2 separate regions of the Mus musculus genome follow, and region 1 is linked to region 2. The links are chromatin loops, found by intact Hi-C in ENCODE. Cell type or tissue: left cerebral cortex. All regions are shown on one strand. Links, peaks and the distances in the headings refer to the core of each region. The heading gives the core; the rest is flanking DNA. Region 1 has its middle 15 kb from the start of Tinagl1. Region 2 overlaps Gm12963 (a long non-coding RNA gene).

Region 1 (2,906 bases), core at 108-2,607, 150 kb before region 2:
GGCAAACCTTGGGAGCAGCTCTCCCCTTCCGCCTTTGAGACTGGAGCTTGACTCCAGGTTGTCAGGGTGACGCAGACATCTCAAACCACTGAGCCACAGAGCCTTGTTTTATGTTTTAAAAAAATCTTTATTATAAAAAACGTTGTTGGGAGCTGGCGAGATGGCTCAGCGGGTAAGAACACTGACTGCTCTTTTGAAGGTCCTGAGTTCAAATCCCAGCAACCGCATGGTGGTTCACAACCATCCGGAATGAGAACTGACGCCCTCTTCTGGTGTGTCTGAAGTCAGCTACAGTGTACTTATGTATAATAATAAATAAATCTTTAAAAACAAAACAAAACAAAACAAAAAAACCAAAAACATTGTTAATGAAAACCATCACACACCAACCAGAATTAACCAGTCCCAAAGCTATACAAGTCAGAGACCTTCTATACTGAATGGTCATTTAACCCTTCCTCGGCCTTTCTTTTTATTTCTTTCCTACATGTTATCCTGTGCCTACATGTACATTTGTGTGTGTGTGTATACAATAGATATATACACATATACTATTGGCTATATTACACACATGGAGCAGGGCATGCAGGTTTTTTTTCTGAGAGTCTGTGACCTAGCTTAATATTTAAATCCCAGCCATTTCCTATAAACTTTGTGATTATACTTTTTGTTTGTTTTGAGATGGGAATCTCACTGTGTCGCTCTGGTTGTCCTGGGATTTAATATGTAGACCAGGCTATCCTGGAACTCACAGAAGCCCACCTGCCTCTGCCTTCTGAGTGCTTGGATTACAGACGTGCGCCACCACACCAGACATCACCTGTGCTCTGAACTTTTGTCTGTCTTCCTTTGTGAAGTCATCGGTACAACAGGCCAAACTGCCCAGAGCCAGGAAATGTCCAATAAATGTCACAATAAAAGGGGACTTCCTGCTCAGCGTATGGTGGCTACTCCCTTTCTTCTGGGAACTCCTTGACCCTGGCTGCCCAGCGCCCTGACAGTCTCAGCTGTCATATCATTTAGGAGGGGGCAGGGCAGGGTGGACAAAGAATACCAAGTAGCCCAGGCTCGCCTCAAACTTGCTCTATAGTTAAAAGAGCGGCCTCTGTAGAGGTGGAGAGTGTGGCTCAGAGAGATGAGGTCACCTGCCCAGGCTCTTACAGCTGATAAAAACCAGACTGGCTGGAGAAATGCTTAGAAATCAGGAACGCTGGTTGCTCTTCCAGAGGCCTGGGTTCAATTCCCAGCACCCACATGGCAGTTCACACTAGTCTCTAACTCCAGTTCCAGAGAATCCTCTTCTGACCATCCCGGATGCTGGGCATGCAAGTGCACACACATACATGTAAGAGAAGCATTCATACCTAACAAGTCAATAAATAATTTTTTAATTAAAAAAATTAAAAGAAAAAAAAAAACAAACAGAGGTATGCAGTAAACTTTGAGCTAGCTTACGTGCGATCTAACCTCTTCTTCCCTAGTCTGTGCAGTGCCCTCTTTGAGACTTGATCTCTCCATACGTAATGAGTAAGGTGGTCCAGTCTGAGTCTCTGAGCTTCTCCTTCAGTTCCACGCTAGCCCTGACACGGGAAGCCTGTCCCGGAGAATTCCCTGTCGGCCACAAGATGGCAGTGGTGTGCAGCGAGAGCCTGAGGTTCGGGATGACACTGCAGGCCAGGTTTGTTTAGTTGTCTCTGCTTCTTGTTGTGGTAATAAAGAGGAGATGACTTAGCTTGAGGTTCAAAACCTCGTTTCCCCTCCATCTCACTCCATTTAACAGACTCTGGAAGATGCCTCCTCTAACATGGGGGAGGGGCGCCGACATAAGTTTGCTAACCCTTTCCAGGCTGAGTTCCTATTGGTTCTCACACCTGCCAGTCTTTGCTCCCTACATGACACGGTTGAACTTGTCTTTCACGGTCCTTCCCTCTTTTTTATTTGTTCATACAGGGTCTCACTATGCAGCGCCGGTGGACCTCAAACTCGTAGAGGTCTGCTTGCTTCTGCCTCCTAACTGCTGGGGTTAACGGCATGCATCATCACTCCATGACATCTTATTTATCTATCTATAGACAGGCTCTTACGCAGTAACTCTGGTTGTCTGAGAACTCACTCTGTAGACCAGGCTGGCCTCCAAATCACAGAGACCTGCCCGTCTCTGCCTCCCGAGTGCTGGGATTAAAGTCACTCACATTCAGCTCCCTCCCTCATTCTTAAGGTTCAGCCCCATCCCACCCCCACCCCCACCCCCACCCCTTAACCCACCCTCCACCCCTGCCTCGAGGATTCAGGTGTATGGGAAGTAGAGAGGGGGGAGTTGAGCAAGACTTGCTGCCCTCTTGACAGAGGACAGAGGCCGCTTGATATATCTCCGAATTGAGGTCAGTCTGGTCTACAGAATGAGTTCGTGGATAGCCAGAGATACATAGAGAAAACCCAGTCTTGAAAAGCAAACAACCCCCCCCCCCCAAAACAAGAAATTACAAAAGCAAACAATGGAAATAGAACCACATTACAAGGAAAAAAAGAGAAGAGTTCCTTTTTAAAATTAATTTTTGGAAAAGCTAAAGAAATGGCTCTACGGTTAAGAACACTTGTTGCTCTCATAGAGGACCCAGGTTTGATTCCCAGCACCCACATGGCAGCTCACAGCCATCTGTAACTTCAGTTCCTCATGATCCAACTCCCTCCTCTGGGTACCAGAGATGTATATACATACATACATACATGCACACAGGCAAAACACTTATACACATAAAATAAAATAAATGAATCCAAAAAAATTAATTTTGTAGTTTGAAAGAATGGCATTTCTAGGCTTAAAACTAAAAGCTTCATTGGTGTGGACTTAGGAGATGGCTCAGCAGTTACGAGCACTGGCTGCTCTCCCAGAGGACTTGGATAAT
Region 2 (2,906 bases), core at 155-2,654:
CTTGTTCTTCTCTTACAGGTGAACAAGCTGCCAGTCTGTGGTCATCTGCAGAGGGACGCTTTACTGGACAGGTCCTACAAGAAGCCAGGCAAGTCACTAGCTGAGGGCAGAACAAAGATTTGAATATCGGGCTATCACTCACTGGTGCTGGTCCCCTCTTACCCTTGTAACTCAGTTTTCTCATCTGTAGAATGGGCAGAACCTCTAAGATCTCAAGTAGGCCATTTGTCTAGACCAGGTCCACACCCAGAATACCAGAACAGCCTAATGAACTTGGGTGGTGAGGGGCAGGTGCAGACGTGACTGTCCAGCCAGGGATGGGCGCATCAGCCAGATGCACAAAAACAACCAAATAAATCAGGCCAAGGAACTCCTAATCCTTCCCGGCTGTGGCTGCTACTGCTCACAGGGCCTGGAAGCAGGGCACTGCTTGGCCAAAAGCAGAGTCTGGCCAAGAGACTCCGAGTGATGCCTGGCCATCAAGACTGACTCTGCTCCCGCGGGGGATGTGAGAAGAGGCCCTCCGGACTGGTGACTCAGACCTCCCTGACCCCCTCCTGGGTGGGCACTTTCCAGCGCCTACGTCTATTTTTAGACCTGGCTCCAGGTCTGAGTACAGAATAGCAGGAAGGAGGGTGAAGGAAGCTTGAGACGCCCGCGCCTGAGTAGCTCCTCCTCTAGGGCTCAAGCCTTGAGGCCCTCCAGCTGTCCACCTAGAAATGAATAGAAGCACGAGGGTGCGAGCGTCATCTCCTACGTAGTGGGTGCATCGCAGGCACAGACAGGGATGAGTGAGTTCCCTCTCCCCCTCCCACCAGGCCTGGCAGTTCTAGAGAGCTGGGTGTGGCCTCTGTTAAGTGAAGCCAGGAGCCTCCTGTTGCTGAAGTGTTTGTCTATTGGACTGAAGGCCAGGGCTGGAGGGGCCCTGGCTACTGAGCGGGCGAGATTGAGAGCGGAGAGAGCTGCCAGATTCAGGAACCCAGATCCCTCCTAGCTGTCTGTCACGCCCCCAGGACTCCCTATAGCCACGCCCTCACCGACCACGCCCTGAACTACTGTTGCTCTCCTTTATGGAAAGCGAGCCCTCCTCCCCACCCCACCCTACCCCTGTTTCCAACTTTGCCCTGCCCACCCATGATCAACTATCCACACTGTCCCAAGGTTTAGAGGGCCTGGGTGCTGGGGCATGGGGCAGATGTGAGAGAACTGAGCACCCACCTTTAACCCCCGCCCCAACCCCTCCTCTCTGGCATTAGATCAGAGAGGAAAGGCGTCGGGGCTGGGGGATAGGAAGTCAGCAATGGTGAGGCCTTTGGATACCTAAGGTATAGGAAGCATCTGCTTGAGACAGAGAAGCTAGAAGGGCTGAGACAGCTCTGAGCACCAGAACAAGCTTGTAGAGACAGACCTCACGATGGCTCTTAGGTAGAGAGAGGTCCTTAGGCCAAAACCCACCACTAGGCCCCCAGAGAGTGAGGTCACATTTCTGAGGGATGAAGGGAGCGGAACACATGTGGGACCTGGCTTTTGGGAGGTCCAAGTCGAGGACCATCCTTCTGTGGTGAGGGGCGGATGATGGGAGGTGGAGCCCGTTCTCCCGGCACCCTCTAGTGGGAAGCTGAGGAATTGCGGAGAACAGATGGAGGGGGGGGGGAGCGCTAAGCCTCCTCCCTCTCTCTGTTCCTCCAGGACCTGCACACCACCCTTCTGGGGAATATCCACAGGGTTTCCCCTCACTGGAAACAGGAGCCATTCTAGTGGCTATATTCCAGCCCCAAGCCCTGTCTGTCTCTTGTTGCTTAGGATCACTTCCAAGCTGCGTTCTGTCTGTCCCAGCCACTGGTCCCTGAAGCACCTGCCAGCTGCTGCCTCCTGTCTGTCTCTTGCCCCATCTATTCCTGATGGACAGGCAGTGTTTCTACAACAGATATCTAGCAGTATAACTCTCATGATTAAAATATCCCCGTAGCTTCTCAGGGTCCAGAGAAACTTCACACTTGGGACTTGAAATGGTCTCTTCATCATTAGCCTCACCTTCTGTGGACTTCATCCCACTGGAGGCTCCTTCTGTCTTTCCATCCCATCTGAGCCCTCCCTGACATTGACCTAATCCTTACCATTGGGGGGTGGGTAGCTTCCATGGCCCCCAGAACACCTCTACTGTGTACAGATCAGTCTCTGCCTAGGACTCTAGCTGCCGGTTGTTCTGCAGGACAGCATATCGAGTTATTAATTGCTTTCCTCTTCCTCTCTCTCCTCCCATTTCCAAGCCAAGGCCTTTGATTTTCCTAGCCTGGGGGAACTGTGCTGGGTAGCACACAGGAGCTGCTTGAAGTCTGATGGCTCTTGCCTACTTTTGTAAAAGGAACCTTCTGGAAGCAACTGTGCCAGGTGTTCTCAAGGGAGGAGCTGAATAGGACAAAGGGGGAAGAGGTTGGTGACTGGTTGCTGGGGAGCGGCAGTGGGGGCTACTGAAGGTGGAGACTGTCCTTAATAGATGACAGGTGTGGGTGAGGGTAACACAGCTGGGGAAAACGGAACCTAGGTATTGAGATACTGGCACTGTCCCCAAGCAACAGAGGAAGAGCTGGCTCGGTGGATCTCAAGACTCCCATGGGGTCTGCAACCCTATAGATGGAACAACAATATGAACTAACCAGTACCCCCAGAGCTCGTGTCTCTAGCTGCATATGTAGCAGAAGATGGCATAGTCGGCCATCATTGGGAAGAGAGGCCCCTTGGTCTTGCAAACGTTATATGCCCCAGTACAGGGGAATGCCAGGGCCAAGAAGTGAGAGTGGGTGGGTAGGGGAGCAGGGTGATAGGAGGGTATAGGGGACTTTCTGGATAGCATTTGAAATGTAAATGAAGAAAATATCTAATAAAAGAAAAAAGACTCCCACGGG

Evidence for each region. Hi-C counts contacts between places; a loop is a spot of excess contacts. Peaks named below come from ENCODE experiments on the same cell type or tissue, not always from the same donor. Only the 100,000 strongest peaks of a DNase experiment are listed, where the experiment ranks them.
Region 1: it touches region 2 in a loop (4-fold over the local background); 10 of 42 quality-filtered maps call a loop at or near these places.

The regions. Positions count from the first base shown.
Region 1 is chr4:130,187,869-130,190,774 of GRCm38, reverse strand. No RefSeq gene overlaps it. Among named protein-coding and RNA genes, the nearest start is that of Tinagl1, 15 kb to the right of the region's middle. In left cerebral cortex, for the core only: a CTCF peak has its summit at 1,612 (motif pointing right); a DNase peak (open chromatin) is centred at 1,637.
Region 2 is chr4:130,034,995-130,037,900 of GRCm38, reverse strand. It overlaps Gm12963 (a long non-coding RNA gene), which reads left to right. Exons shown (of 6, transcript XR_003955360.1): 3 at 19-88. Among named protein-coding and RNA genes, the nearest start is that of Col16a1, 11 kb to the left of the region's middle. In left cerebral cortex, for the core only: a CTCF peak has its summit at 1,600 (motif pointing left); DNase peaks (open chromatin) are centred at 750 and 1,574; H3K27ac peaks cover 1,262 bases.